Linked DNA regions of Homo sapiens: all the other regions are linked to region 1. Evidence: read pairs that join two places in POLR2A ChIA-PET (ENCODE). Cell type or tissue: MCF 10A. All regions are shown on one strand. Each heading gives the region's core, and the rest is flanking DNA. Links, peaks and the distances in the headings are about the cores only.

Evidence for each region. ChIA-PET counts read pairs that join two places held together with the same protein. Peaks named below come from ENCODE experiments on the same cell type or tissue, not always from the same donor. Only the 100,000 strongest peaks of a DNase experiment are listed, where the experiment ranks them.
Region 2: POLR2A ChIA-PET joins it to region 1 with 7 read pairs; 2 of 35 experiments call an interaction of 5 or more read pairs at or near these places.
Region 3: POLR2A ChIA-PET joins it to region 1 with 10 read pairs; 1 of 35 experiments calls an interaction of 5 or more read pairs at or near these places.

Annotation. Positions count from the first base shown.
Region 1 is chr4:121,269,929-121,275,373 of GRCh38, forward strand. No RefSeq gene overlaps it. Among named protein-coding and RNA genes, the nearest start is that of TNIP3, 110 kb to the left of the region's middle. In MCF 10A, for the core only: no CTCF peak of the experiment used is centred there; a DNase peak (open chromatin) is centred at 2,773.
Region 2 is chr4:121,356,460-121,361,904 of GRCh38, forward strand. The region is part of intron 1 of QRFPR (pyroglutamylated RFamide peptide receptor); the gene reads right to left. Among named protein-coding and RNA genes, the nearest start is that of QRFPR, 22 kb to the right of the region's middle. In MCF 10A, for the core only: no CTCF peak of the experiment used is centred there; a DNase peak (open chromatin) is centred at 2,192.
Region 3 is chr4:121,378,440-121,383,884 of GRCh38, forward strand. QRFPR (pyroglutamylated RFamide peptide receptor) reads right to left here and starts at 2,579. Exons shown (of 6, transcript NM_198179.3): 1 at 1,869-2,579. The coding sequence starts at 2,208. RefSeq lists an enhancer at 2,365-3,149. In MCF 10A, for the core only: CTCF peaks have their summits at 2,523 and 2,741; DNase peaks (open chromatin) are centred at 1,622, 2,052 and 2,682.

The DNA.
Region 1 (5,445 bases), core at 925-4,924:
TGAAGGATTCTTCTTGTGTGGCAATGTACATGATTTCACCTGACATTAAGAGAAGCAAACTAAGTGACATTAGGTGGATGTTTCCATTGAGCAATTGTTTCAAGAACTGTGTACAGACACACAAAGGTATATTTTCATATCAAGAATCCTATAAGGGCTGGGTGCGGTAGCTCATGCCTATAATTCCAGCACTTTGAGAGGGCAAAGCAGGTAGATCACCTGAGGTCAGGAGTTCGGGACTAACTTGGCCAATATGGTAAAACCCCATCTCTACTAAAAATACAAAAATTTTCTGGGTGTGGTGGTGCATGCCTGTAATCCCAGCTACTTGGGAGGCTGAGGCAAGAGAATCGCTTGAACCCGGGAGTCAGAGGTTGCAGTGAGCTGAGATGGTTTCATTGCACTCCAGCCTGGGCAACAAAATGGAGACTCTGTCTCAAAATAAATAAATAAATAAAAGAATCCTATATGTTAGGTTTATAGAGTCAGGATAATGTTTTCCAACCACCAAAACAAATTGACTATTGTAATTGCCCACAGTCACTACTGAGAAGTGATCCATCTACAGGGTGACCCCCCTTGGGTCCTCTCCTTACCTAGCCTTACCAGCCTTCAAGTACATCCTGAATTCCATTGCAGAAACACTGCATACATGACTCACACCTAGTCAACCCAACAATTGTTGCACTGATTCCATTTTCAGAAATGTCAAAATCAGCCATTTCTTAATTTAGCAGTTTCAAAACACAAAATAAATGAGTCAGTTAAATATCAACATTATAAATAGACTTCAAAAGTGTGGTATAATAACTTCTGATGTTTCTAAATTTATTTGACAAAGTGATAGTTATATAAAATTACTGTAGAAAATGACTATAGATTTGATATTTTGAAATTAGGGCTTAGAAATAATACATATTAACTGTTTTTTGTTTTTTTTTTGTTTTTTTTGTTTTGTTTTGTTTTGTTTTTGTTTTGGAGAGGGAGTCTTGCTCTGTCACCCAGGCTGGAGTGCTGTGGCACAATTTTGGCTCACTGCAACCTCCACCTCCCAGGTTCAAGGGATTCTTCTGCCTCAGCCTCCTGAGTAGCTGGGATTACAGACGCCCACCACCACACCCAGTTAATCTTCGTATTTTAGTGGAGACAGGGTTTCACCATGTCGGCCAGGCTGGTCCCAAACTCCTGACCTCAAGTGATCCTTCTGCCTCGGCCTCCCAAAGTGCTGGGATTACAGGCCTATGCCACTGTGCCCGGCCTACACATTAACTTTAAAACATTAAACATTGTGCATATTATCTTTTTCTTGCTAAAAATTAGGCATCAAAATATTTATTTTGTTTTGTTTTCTATTGGTTACATAAAATCTAAACTTTAACGTGGTAATTATTTTTTAATTCCTTATTTATGAGAGTTAGCAGATTTAAATAAAATATGGGATGGGAAAATGAATCACCAAGTTCATGCCTTGAGGCTGAAGTGCTTGTCCAGGAGCTGGGTAGACAAGCTGACAAAGGGTGGCGTGATGTCCTCAGACACACGCAGAAAACTATGAGAGTGTCAGACATAGAAGCCACCATCACCCTTAGCCCAGGACCTGGAGGAGGTGCACTGAGGGAATTATCAGAGGGCGCTCTCCTCTTTAGGGGTGTGAAAAACAGTAACTCTGTTTGTTTGGCTCTAGTAGCCCCTTCTAACTTGGTTTTCATGGTGAAACCAGAGTGGCTTTTTTTCTAAAGCACAAATATGATATATTACTCCCTGGTTTAGCTTCCTTCAGTGGTCTCCAATGAAAACTTTTTCATATTCCATAATTAGACAGGGGCTCACATCTCTAGTCTCATCTATTAGCACTTCTCTTCATCGTACTGTTTAAAAAAATTTTTTTAAGCCAACCAACCAAACAAGGAAGAAAACTGAGCTTTTCATTCCCCGATAGTGTTGCAATGTCTTGCTTCTGATCCTTCGGACATCCTATGCCCTTTGTATGAAACAGCTTCCCTCCAGCCTGTCCCCTACCCTGCCCTGCAACCAATATCTATACACATTCCTGACTGCCTCCCCTTCACTTCCTATGCTTCCTTCGGGTCTGGATTCAGATTACGCTTTTGCCATAACGTCTTCCTGGAAACCAGCCCTTCTCAAGCTAGCTTAGTGCCTCTTCTCTGGGCTCTCATAGACCACTGTATTTCACCCTAGTGTAGCCTTTAGCATCCACATGGAGATTGCCTGTATATTTTTCTGTTTCTTTTTTGGATACATGTTTCATGTAGCCAGGGGTTGTTCCTTGTTCAGGATGGTAACCCAAGTTCCTAGCACAGTGCCTGACATAGAAGAAGAACCAAATAAATATTTGTTGCTTTAAACTGAGGATCATCAGATAAAAATAGAGAAAATTATATGTTTACACTATTATTATTATTATTATTATTGTCTGTCACAAGCTAATCACAAGCCTTTATAATAAAGTACACTGTTCTCATCTTTAATATCCAACATAAGCAAGTGTTACATTTGAGTTAGGGGTATTCCTCCTCTTGCTTTCTGAGGACCCTCTACTCTGGATTGGAGTAGTTTCTAATAAGCTATTTTAACTTTATTGTAAACTGTGACTCACCTTGAATTCTTTCTTACTACTGGAAATGTTTACATTATTATAACTAGAGAGCTTCTGAATGCAGCCAGGAGAATCAGCGCTACTTGCAACTCTTTTTGCTTAGTCATCTGTTCTTTCAGTGTTGCTGAGTAGGGACAAAATGCCTCTAATATTCTAAAGATAAGGGACTGACACCATACCTTTCTCATGCCTGAGGACATAGTGAGTCATAACAGGATGCTAATGTTTTCTGGAAACACCATCTCTCTGTCCGCTTAAGCCTACTGTCATTTGCAATCAGCTGTGTCATCTCCAGATGTGTTTTTTAGCTTTAAGTCATCAACATATAGCTTGAGTTGGGAAGCACATTTATGCTGTTGGGCTACCTGTTACTGGAACAAGTTATATTCAGGTAGTTATTTTGTGGTTGATCTCAGGGTTTGTTTTGACCCAAGCTTTAAGTAGTTGCAAAACTTAGAACTTCTCTGTGAGCGTGCATGTGGCAGATGTGTATAAGAGAAAGAGTGTGTGTGTATGAGACAGAAAGACAGGACTACATATCCTTTCATGCAGAGAGGAAAAGATAACAGAAACGTATATGTTTTCTATCAAAATATATATGTTTTCTATCAAATAGGAAAAAGTAATTTATTATCTTGAATTTAGGGTTACTTAGTGTGTTCTCATTTTCTATTGTTTCGTACAAACCACTCCAAAACATTTAGCTTAAAACAACATGTATTTTACTCACCTGTATTTGGACAGACCACAAGCAGGGTCCTATATTTGATCCACTGCATGTCAAAGCTCAGTGACTTCAAGGCTGGGGCTTGAATCATCAGAAGCTCGCATTGTGCTCACCACACACAGGTAGTTATGTGGCCAGTATAACTTTACATGTGGCCTCTACAGGTGGCTTTCTCATAGAATGTTGAATGTATGCCAAGAACAAGCAGAGAGAAAGAGAGAGAGAGAGGCAAAGAGGCAAAAGCTATGTCGCTTTCAAAAAATTTTTTTTGAATGAACACTTGCAAACATGACTCTAATTTATAAATTAGACAATAATTGCTTCTTCTTCTTCCTAAAATGTATTCTTTCTTGTAGCTTGATATGTCTCTAAGCTACATAAAATTTCTTATTATTGATATTTTTAGGTCATAAGGAAATATATCTCGGTTTTCTCATTATTATAAAAATAAAGATATCAAAATCCACTTAAGATAACTTCTTATGATCTTACTTGAAGATTATTTTGCCTGGGACATGAAGCAACATTCACTCATTCATTGTAACACAATATTTAGTGCATTTACCAAATTTTTGCATGTCCCACCATCTAAACCAAAGCATATCTTGATTCATTTTCTCCACTGACATGGAAATTTCAGATAATAAGAGACAAAGATATGCCTAAATCATTTTACTGCCCTTTATTTCCTGTAAAATATTATTCTAAAAAATATTTAGGTAATAGCAATACTTGCTCCATTCCTTTTTCTGTAGGTAAAATTGTCCATTGGGTTCTAGCCCCTAGAGCTAATTATTCTATTCCAGGATTGGGAATAGATGAGAAAAGTGTTACCCAAACTCACAGCTCAGTTTCTACAAGATCATTTCAAAGACTTGATACATGGAGAGAAAATGTACTCACTTTTTTTTTAACCAATGTTTACTCAAGTTCTTTATTGAGAATATTGATTATAATTTCTGCTTTTTAAAAGCTAAGTAATCATTATCATGTTTTATTAAGCTGAAGAAGACTGTGCAAGATGAAACAAGATTATTTAATTAACAAGAAACAAGAGATTAAAATATCCATGCTTCTCATTCCTTTGTTCTTCACAAGATTTGTTTTCACTCTGTTTCCCAGGTCCAGGAAAGGAGGATGAGAGCTGTGAGAAGCAATTTATTGTAATACTCTGCATCAGGGCTTCAGTATTTTTTTTCCCCCTACCATCTTTAAAGCTGCTAAGTTTTCTCCACAGAGTTAGGTCCCCTAGAGGCCAACAAAGACCTCAAGTAAGGGTTCAGATTGCTTAACAAAGTACCATATTCTAAGGGTTTCAGTTTCTATGTTTCCTATTAAAAATAAAAAATAAAAAAGCTGTGCTGGGGACAATAGTTTATGCCTGCATGACCCAGTGCTTTGGGAGGCTGAGGCAGGAGGATGGTTTGAGACCAAGAGTTCAAGACCAGCCTGGGAAACAAAGCTAGACCCTGTTTCTACCAAAAAAAAAAGCTAGCTAGACACCAACTTAACAACCTCTCTCCTAAATTCCTAAATTTCTAGCAAGAGTTTGCCTGCCTTTATTGTCTTTACTTCCTGATTTAACATTCATTTCTTTGCCCACGTGGATCTGATTTCTGCCACCTTCACTCCATTGTCTGCTTTCCTCAGGATCACCAACAACCTCCTTGGGCACTCTCTGGGGTCAGGGCTTAAAAGAACAGTGTTCTCTCATGGCTTCTGTTCCCATTTCTTTGCTGACAATGACCAGATTCATCATGGCAATTGAGACCATATCCCCATTCCCACCCCTGGCCCCTCAACTCCAGATCAGTGTAGTCACAGTCAACCAGACATATGTAAATGGTGGTTCCTAAAGAAATTCAAATTCAATTGGTTCCCTAACACATGCAGTCATATCACCAACCACACATCCAGCCGAGTCAGAAATGTGGAAATCCTCCTTTCTCTCCCTTTGTCCATTACTTCCAATCGGTGATTAATCGGTTTTTCTTCTTCAATATTTCCTGAGTTAATCTATGTCTTTCTTTTTATCTTCACTGCCATTAGTAAGGCCAGCCTATCATGATCTCTCACCTGACTTAGCGCTGTAGCTTTGTAC
Region 2 (5,445 bases), core at 462-4,461, 86 kb after region 1:
GTTTGTGAACATTTGTCAATCCTGGGCATTGAAGAGTTCAGTATTTATTCCAGTCTTCACAGTCTGGGCTTGTTTGTACCTATCATTCTTGAAAGGGCTTTCCACGTATTCAAAAGAGATTGAGTGTCATGATCTAAGCCTGTGGTCACTGCAGTCTTATCAGTACTAGGGGGCAGCCTAAGAGTACTGCAGACTCCTAGGTACACTGCTCTGATGGACTTGGGTAAGATAAGGAAGAATCCCTGAGCTACCAGACAAAGTCTCCAGCTCTCCTCTCTCTCTCTTTCCCCTAATCAGAAGGATATTCTCCATTATGGGCTGCCTGGAACTAGGGGAGAAGTGATGCAAGCACTCTCATGGCCTCCATAGCTGGCACTATGCTGGGTCACACCTGAAGCCAGCATAGTCCTGGGTCTTGTCCAGGGTCTCTGAATCCTACTGCTTGGCTCCACTAGGGCTGAGAGGGGGTCTATTCTTTCTTGAAGAATATGCCCACACAATACCTTGATCATACCAGGTTTCCGTTAGCAAAGAATAATATCAAACAAAACCTAAATAAAGAGTTACTCTATACTAATGCACAGGGTGTTTGTATTAGTTTCCTACTGGTGCTGTAACAAAGTACCACAATCTTAGTGACTTAAAACAACACTAATCTATATGTTACAATTATGGAGGTCAGAAATTTGAAATGGGTCAACAGGGCTGTGTTCTTTCTAGAGGCTCTAGGGGAGAATTCATTTCCTTGCCTTTTCTAGTTTCTAGAGGTTGTCTGCATTCCTTGGCAGACAAGAGAGGATCATTGCCCATATGATAATGATAGCATATTATTAATTAAATGCCATGGACCTGAGATCCTAAGAGAGAGCATGAAAGCAAGAATAGTCAAGAACGTAGGGGGTGGAAAGGAGAGAAAGAAAGAAGGCAGTCGAATATTTCTGCAACAGAGATAAGGTAAAATAAAAAAAAATTTAAAGCCGTAACCAGGAATTCAGACCACTCCCTATCTGCTGATCCAAACAGTAACTACCAGTTACATTTTCAGCAGTCGCTCAAAGGCAGATATTCAGATTCCCTCCCAATTCAACTCCCTTCCCCTACACTGGGAATTCTAAGACGTAGCGCCAGATTCCAGGTCCTAGAAAGCACTGGTTCTTGACTTAGCTATATGTTGGAATAACCTGGGAGCTTTAAAAGAAATTGATATTTAGATCCACTCTGAAAGATTGTGAATTTTAGGGCATGCTTGGGGACTTAAGCTTTTTAAAGTTCCCAGGTGATTTAAATAGGCAGCAAAGCTTAAGAACCAAATAGGCCAGAGAATGGATTTGAGAGAGAGCCCTCACTTCAAGGTCTACGTTTCTAACACTGCTTCCAACTGAAGAGGTTAAGGGGCTTCAGGGGGAGAGGATATTCTTTGTCTTTCACTCAGATTTATTTTATATTCTATCTTCTCTTTCATTCACATATTTGTTCATTCACTCACCTATGGGTCATACACTACTCCAGGCTCTTTAAATACAGGCTGTGCAACATATATACTCTCCCACCTCCTCTTCCTAGAAGGAGACTAGACATGAAACAATATCTCACAAATAACCATAAAATTACAAAGTAGTATTCAAAGCAATTCTTTTTGAATATAGTCAAAATACTTTTTAAAAAAGCAAAAATCTGGGTTAAAGTTGATTGTGAGATGACAAAAGAAAACCATGCCTTAAAGTAATAATAGCAGGTAATACCTAGAATGTTGTTTATTGCTTATTGTCAACATTATAAGAGATACCTACACTGGTAGACTGGTAAATGTTAACAAGCAGCTCTCCAAGTTAAAAAGACCTTGCTTTGTAATGTTAGCTAATTTTTCTGATGTAAATACTCCTGACAGAGCCAATTTCAAAACTACCAACACAATATCAATGAATGTGGAGTTCAGAAGAGATGTACACAATCAGCTCTCATGGGCTGGTACAAACTAGCACAAGCATACCATTGGCTATCTGATAATGTTCAAATAAATGATAACTGAAAAGAATTCCAACTTCCATACATATTTTATTTATTAATTTTTGTTTTGTTTTCTCTTCTATTATTTCTTTGTTTCTGAATCATTTTCTTTATTCTTAACAGAATAGTTGGGGGAAGGGAAGTTTGTGTTTTATAGATGACTCATCTTTCATCTCTTTCCCTGCACTGCTCTCATAAACTTGTGGTGTTTTGCAACAGCATGAAATTGCCTCTTTACTCTTTCCTGCTCTATCTCTTCTTTTGTCCTTATTTATGACATAAGCTTGCCAGAAATGTCCTTGATCATGGCTGAGCCACACTGATCACAATGTTCTAAGTTATAAAACTAATTTCCACTGTAGGAACATTTCTTGAGCAGTTACCATGTGCTAGGTACTGATCTAATAAGCATTAACACCATCAACTCATAGACTGTCTTGACAACACTAAAAGATAGGTGATATTATTATTTCTGCTTGTATGAGGGATAAATGAGGAATAAAGTAACTTGTCCAGGGTCATGTGTATATCCAGTAAGGGATGAAGACAAATAGTCTGGCTCCAGAGTCTGTGTTTGTAACCACTATGGAAATGCATCCCCCAAATCCCAGGTTTTCCACAATTAGTGTAGAGAATAGGCCTTACAAAGGAAGTAAGTATTCAAGGTGTTTCAATGGTTTGGAAGCACCAATATGACCTCTTTTAAATTGCTTCATTACCTGCCAGATTAATAGAACTCTATTCTCTACCTATACATATGTTTAGGTTTGGAAGACAGCTGATGTGATGGTTAATACTGTCAACTTGATTGGATTGAAGGATGCAAAGTACTCTCCCTGGGTGTCTTTGTGAGGGTGTTGCCAAAAGGGATTAACATTTGAGTCAGTGGACTGGAAAAGGCAGACCCACCTTTAATCTGGTGGGCACAATCTAATCAGCTGCCAGTGAATATAAAGCAGGCAGAAAAAACTTGAAAAGGCGAGACTGGCCCAGTCTCCCAGCCTGCATCTTTCTCCCATGCTGGAAGCTTCCTGCCTTTGAACATCAGACTCCAAGTCCTTCAGTTTTGAGACTCGGACTGGCTCTCCTTGCTCCTCAAGCTTGCAGACAGCCTATTGTGAGACCTTGTGATTGTGTAAGTTAATACTTAGTAAACTCATATATATATGTGTGTGTGTGTATATATATGTGTATATATATATATGTGTGTGTATATATGTGTGTATATATGTGTGTATGTGTGTGTGTGTATATATGTGTGTGTATATATATATTTGTGTGTATATATGGGAGTGTATATATATATATAGGAGTGTGTGTGTGTATATGTGTGTGTGTATGTGTGTGTGTGTATATATATATCTCTCTCCTATTAGTTCTGTTCCTCTAGGGAACCCTGACTAATACGGCTTATTATCACCATTTTCCTTCTTTTCTATATCTCATCTCTGTAACTTGCATGTGACCCTGCTCCTTTCCCACCTCGTTTTTCTAAACACTATTATTTTTTTCAGATCTTATTGGGGTAACATTTCTCAAACATTTTTTGAGCAACAGAGTTCCTCTATTATGAGTTAGTAATCTCTGCACATAACACAGTCCAAAATTAAAATTTATTGTGTACAATGAGTACACGACAAATTTGCTTTCAGTAACTGTGTTTACTACAGTAACAAAAACAGTCAGAGAGCTATGTAGCCCTAGGCAGAAATCATATATAAGATGATAGTGATTCTGCTCTGTCACCACTTACACCTTTCAGTGTAATCTAATGTAAAATGGTTTGCCTTTGTCATAGGCTCACCTACATACAGACATTACAAGATGGATAAAAACTTAGTACTTTCTTAGAAGCTAACCACAGGTAAATCATTTTTTCATTTAGTTGTGTTCCTTATAAATTGCAAACACCGATTCTTCCAGTTTAGTATCCCAATTCTGAGAGCTGGCTAGAACAAAGCATTATCACTTCGATGGACCAGGATTATGATACTGCTGAGTTCTGATGGGTTTAATTTTTTTTTAGGTCAACTGTGCTTGCCTGGTTCCCCTGGGTAGCCTGACTCCCCTGATAGTAGTGGTTTTGACCATGATCATCTCACACACACACGTATCCAAAATTTTTACTACAGTAATGCTCTTTGATATTTTCTATTCCACTGTATTTCCATTTTGTAAAACTGCTAATATTGACTCACCAAATGACTTCATGACTCATTCATGGGTTGCAACTCTTACTTTGAAATTCACTGCCTCAGTAGTGTTGCCTCTGCTGCAAAATGAAGCTCAAACTCCTTAACACAGCACTAGAAAGTTCTTCAGAATCTGCATCTTCCCTTTCTTTCCAACTTCATTTCTCACCACATCCCCTCTGAATGCCAAACTCCAGGCATACAGAACTATTCACATTTTCCAAAAAGCTTGTTGTCTCTCCCCAAGCACCTTCCACAACATACACTGTGTGCTGTTCGCCCTTGCATCCCTAGTTCAACATAGTGCCTAGCATGTGTTAGGCATTTAATAAATGTTAGTTAAATGAGCAAGTGAATGAGGAAATGAACAAATGACAAAAATGCTATGAAAATCTATTCAGAAGAATGTACTGTTACAATAATATCTCACAGATTTAACTCTGAAAATCCAGCCACACGCTACAGAAACGAGAAAAAGCACTCAATTTCCCTAATTATAATTAGAGAAATTTGTAATTTCTGGAAACCAGGATAAATAGTTTCACAAAGACCATATTTACTTTGAGGAAAATTTCACTCATTCAATTTGAATCAGATGGATCCAGTCTTCAATAGATAAAGCAGACAAGTAAAAGTGATAGTGTATTACATTCTGCACCCTCCTTGGTATAATGATGATGTGGAAGTTAAGCTTTACTAGCATAGAGTCCTGATTACTGTAGCAACTACTTCTATGATATTATAGATAATCAGAGAGAGATACGCAGCCATGGTCTATTTGCTAATAAAAAGTGCTCAGTGGTGGCCTACCACTACTGGCCAAAATAATCTATCCCGTGTTCCTCAGAAGCAAAAGTGGAACACAGCAATGATATATTTTAGGCCACTAGGTCTCAAACTTTATTGAACATATGGACCACTTAGGGAATTTTGTTAAAATGCAGATTTTGATTCAGTAGGTATGTGATGAGGCCTGAGACGATTCTGAAAAAGTTCCAGGTGATGCTGATGCTGCGTGTCCATGGACCAGGCTTTAAACAGCACGAAAAGTTCACAATAGATTGAAGAATTCCTGTTGCTCCTAAGGAACAATATTTCCCAGACTAAAATATTTTTTTCACGAGGTAACTAGGCCGCAAGTTTGTAGTATGACAACTTGACCTAATGACATGTAGTGCTGGAAGCAAAACAATTTAATAAAAGGAACGGCCTCTTCCTTCCTTTGCCCACTCCCAACACTGCTCCT
Region 3 (5,445 bases), core at 462-4,461, 110 kb after region 1:
TCTTGCTCTGTCACCCAGGTTGGAGTGCAGTAGCGTGATCTCGGCTCACTACAACCTCTGCCTCCCGGGGTCAAGCCAAGTCTCCTGCCTCAACCTCCTGAGCAGCTGGGACTATAGGTGCGTGCCACGATGCCCGGCTAATTTTTTGTTGTTGTTTGTATTTTTAGTAGAGACGGGGTTTCACCGTGTTAGCCAGAATGGTCTCGATCTCATGACCTCGTGATCCGCCCGCCTCGGCCTCCCAAAGTGTTGGGATTACAGGCGTGAGCCACCACGCCTGGCCAGACTCACTGCACTTTCAAACTTCTCTAATCCCTAATATTTTACTGAAAAATTGAGACCCAGACATACTAAATTAACATGTATTACAGCCAAAATAGTAATCCAGTTCTTTTGATCCCCACCATAAAATCCCACTTTGCATAATTATTTTCACCTTTACAAATGGAGCTATAATCATCCCCAGCACAAAGAAGCCTCATAAATCTGCTTTCACAAACATTTAGAAATGAAAACTCATGTGCTTTTCCCCAAAAACCAAGTTCCGTATGATGATCAAAAAATACCCCATTAATTTTATGGAGTTAGTTGCACTGAGCAACTTTAAAATGCCCAAATACAATTACTGCATCAGAGTGCATAAGAAAGTCTCTAATCCATAAATCAAGGTCTTACTTTCCACATTGTGTATTACTTTCAAGTCAATGCTCTGTACTCAATGTTTAATGCTTTTTTGAAAATATTTACATTATAGATTGATAAGAATCAAGGACTTTAACATTCTGACTGACTAACAGCAAACTCAGTTTAAGCTAATGAGAAAAAAAGCAATGCTCACGATCTCAAATTGGTAATGGTAGGATGAAACACCCTCCATGAGTTTAAGAGAATTAGTAATGGGATAGAAATAGCAGAGATTGAAGGCATAATGATCTATTTCTCTTACATTTCTAACCATTTTGATGTGGCCACAAGAATACACCCAACCGTGAAAAAGGGGAGGCCCATGGTGCACCTTAAGCACTGGTGAGAATACAACACACTACTGCTCCTGGGTTTACACCAGGGCATTCTCCAGCTGTGTTCTTGGAAAAGCTGGATCATCTCAAGAAATATATCTTTTTTTCCAACCTCCACACACTGCTCCCAACTCAGTGACTCCACCTCTCCTCTGTCATTTTTTTTCCCCCATTATACGGAAGGAGGAGAATGTTATCTCTTCTTTTATAATAGGAGGGCATCAGTTTTCTGTGTTCCTTCTTCCTGCATGACACTTAATACAGTTTTTAAAAGGACTAGTTCAATATATTTTTTCTGCACATGAATTATATTTGTTTTATGCTCATAGGTACAAGAAGCTGTCTGCAAGCAACTGGGAAGTGAGGCTGGAGGGTGGGGGAATGAGGAAATGAGATTTTTAACTTTGGTTTAATTATTTGAAATATTTTTATCTCACTTTTAGTAAGAAAACTAGGGGAGAAAAACCTGGTAATGACGGGAAAGGGAGCTGAAATAAGTGGCGAGGGGTGCGACTTCCTGCCTCACTGCTCGGGACCTTTCCGAAGCTTTTCCCCAACCTATGTCTCTAAGCCACAAGGAGGAAGCACTGGAGGGGAATCAGAGGCGGCCAAAAGAACTTATGTCCAGGTGAACACAGGTGGCGAAGTTCTAAGAAAGAGCACCGGATTCATTTGACAGAGAAGTGTAAGGAAGAGACAGACGAGAGAGAGACAGACAGACGAGAGAGGAGAGAGAGAGAGAGAGAGAGAGAGAGAGAGAGAGAGAGAGAGAGAGAGAGAGAGAGAGAGATCCCCTGAAAGGCAGAGGGTTAAGAGAGAAGGAGCGAAGGAGCGGGGCGCGACTCTTACCCCCCAGCCAGTTGTCGGAAATGTTCTGGAGCATGGTGACGGGAATGCAGAAGAAGGTGATGAGCAGGTCACTGAGCGCCAAGGAGCAGATAAAGATGTTGGTGACGGTGCGCATGGCCTTGCTGCGGGTCACCACGTAGAACACCAGAGCATTGCCAAAGAGCGCCAGGGCGAAGATGAGCACGCCGGTGAGCACGAGGGCCAGCTTGGCGCGTCCCGGCAGCTCTGGGGTGTAGACGAGCGGTCGCAGCCGGTACAGAGCGATGAACTGCTCCCGCGTCAGGTTGTGGTCCCGCAGCAGCCGAGAGAACTGCTCCGGGGTAATGTTAAGCGCCTGCATTGCTGTGCGCTCCCGGGACGCGGGGCCACCGCCCGCTACTGGCTGGCCATCCGCATCTGCGGGGCAGCGAGGGCTTCGGGGGACCAGCCGGAGGCCGCCTCCCTTCCTCTACTCTGGAGTCAGCCGCGCGGGAGGGCTCTAGGCTGCACCCCGGGAGGTTCGGGAAAGGAGAGCAGCTCAGGGATCAAACCCACGATAAAGAGGCGGGAAGCCAAAGCACTGGGAGACTCGATCTCAGTGACCAAAAAATGTTCGCGGTTCAAATAAAGTTCTTCCCTTGCTCTTCCCTAAGGCGAGGCGCCGCCACGGTCTGGGGTGCTGGAGCGCCACGCGAGGGTCCTGGCGCCTCTGGCTCCCCGCCTTCTGGCCATGCGATGCGGACGCCGGACCCGCTTGGGGAGCGGTGGAGGGTGGGGCTGAACTCGGTGACGCCTCCCTCACACCCAGCTTCAGTGGCGCCAACGCCGCTTCCCCGCACCCTCAGGGCGAGGGAAGACTTCCCTGGCTCACCAACTTGCTGCCGCCCAGCGCCTTTCTCAGGGCATGGCCCCAGTCAGGTAATGCTTGTATGTGAAACTGGGTATTGGGGGGTTCCACAGTTTCAAGTTTCTCCTCTTGCGTAATAATGGGAGCCACAACTACCCAAGGCAAATAGGGCTTATTTTAAATTATTTTCTGTATTGAAAAATAATTAAGATAGTTAAAATATAGAACTTGGGAAATGGCAAAGATAATACAGAAAGATCCTGCGTACCCACCCTTCACCCAGTTTCTTTCATTCATTACATCTTATTTAACTACGGAACAATACAAAACCAGGAATTTGACACAGGTACAGTGTTTGCATGTTTTTATCTCAAGTGTAGATTCCCGTAACCGTCAGGATACAAACTCTTCTATCACCACAAAAATCTCCCTGGTGCTTTTTATACTCACACCTAGCCCCTCCCTCCACCATCTCTAACTCCTGGCAACCACTAATATGTTCTCTCTTAACTTTTGTCAGAACATTACGTAAGGGAAATCATACAATATGCTGCCTTTTGATATTGAATTTTCTTCGCTCAGCCTAATGCCCTTTAAATCCATCCAAGTTGTTGCATGTATTAATGGCTGTTTCTTTTTATTGCTGAGGCTGTATCACCGTTTATTTAACCATCCACCTCTTGTAGAACATTTTGGTTGATTACCATTTTGAGCTATTAAAAATAAAGCTGCTATAAAGAATCATGTACAGGTTTTTGTGTGAACATAGTTTTCCTTTCTATAGGAAATGCCAAAAGTTTTGATTATTGAATCTGTAATGTGTATATTTAATTTTTAAAGAGATTGACTACTTTTCAGAGTGGCTGTACAAGTCTCCATCTCTACCATCAATGCATGAGAAGTTACGTTTCTCCACATCCTTGCCAGCATTTGGTTTTGCTGCTTTTTTTTTTTAAGCTATTCTAATAGATCTGTAGTGATATCTCTTTAGGGCCTTAATTTACATTTACCTAATGGCAAGTAATATTGAACATCTCATGTGCTTATTTGCCGTCCTTGAATCTTCTTTGGTGAAATGTCTTTCCATGTGTTTTGTCCGTTTCTAATTGCATGGTTTAGTTTATTTGCTGTTGAAAGTTCTTTTTATATTCTACATACAAGTCCTTTGTTAGTAAACGGTTTGCAAATATGTTCTTCCAGTCTGTAGCTTGTTATTTATCTTCTTAACAGGGACTTTCACAGAACAGCTTTTAGTTTTAGTGAAGTCATATTTATCAATATTTTCTTTTATAGATAGCTTTTAGTGTTCAGTCTAACTTCACCAAAGCCTATTTCTCAAAAACTTTCTCTTAGGTATTTTTCTAAAAGTGTTATAGTTTTACATTTTATGTTTTGGGCTCTCTATTCTGTTGAATTGATCTATGTGTCTATCCTCCACATTCTTGACTACTGTAGCTATATAATAAGTTTTGAAATCAGGTAGCATGATTTCTCATACTTCATTCTTATTTTTCAAAATTATTGTAACTATTCTAGGACCTGTGCCTATTCATATACATTTTACAATCAACTTGTCTATGTCTACAAAAAACCTTGCTGGGATTTTGATAGAAATTGACATATTTACTAGGTTGAGTTTTTCAATCCATGAGAAGAATGTCTTTCCATAAATTTACATCTTTGATTTATTTCAAAGGCATTTTACAGTTTTCAGCATGTAAGTCCTGTACATATTTTTAGATTTGCACCTAAGTATTTCATTTTGGGCGGACATTTGTACACGGTACTGTACTGAATTTCTAATTTTTGGTTCCATGTGTTCATTACTAGTATGCAGAAATCCAATTTATTTCGTATGTTGATCTTGATTCCTCCAATGTTGATGAATTCACTTAATTTTATTAGGAGGTTGATATGATTTGGCTCTGTGTCCCCACCCAAATCTCATCTTGTAGCTCCCATAATTCCCATGTGTTGTGGGAGGGACCAGTGGGAGATGATTGAATCATGGGGGTGGGTCTTTCCACGATGTTCTCATGATAGTGAATGGGTCTCATGAGATCTGATGGTTTTAAAAACAGCAGTTTCTCTGCACAAGTTCTCTCTTTGCCTGCTGCCATCTATGTAAGATGTGACCTATTCCTCCTTGCCTTCCACCTTGATTGTGAGGTCTTCCCAGCCATGTGGGACTGTAAATCCAGTAAACCTCTTTCTTTTGTAAATTGCCCAGTCTTGGGTATGTCTTTATCAGCAGTGTGAAAATGGACTAATACAGAGGGTTTTTTGGTAGATTTCTTGCATAGACAATCACATTATCTGAGAAGAAAGACAGTTTTATTTCTTCCTTTCTGATTTGTATGCTCTTTATTTCTGGTTTTAGCTGTTGTTTGTTTGGTTGTTGTTTTTGTTTTCTTTTGTTTTTTTTTTTTTTTATTTTTTGCCTAACTGCAATGGTTGGAGTACACAGTTTACTATGTTAAATGGCAATGGAGAATGGAGATCATCCTTGTCTTGTCCTCAATCTTATAAGGATGTATTCAGCCTTCTTTCACCATTAAGTATGATGTTAGTTGCAGATGTTCTTTATCAACTTGAGAAGGTTACTGTCTATTCTCAACTTCTTGAGAGATTCTATCAATGGTGTTAAATTTTGTTAAATGATTTTTCTGCATCAATTAATACTATCAATGTGATTTTTTTCTTCAGCCTGTTAAAATGGTGAATTGCATTGATTGACTTTTGAATATTGAA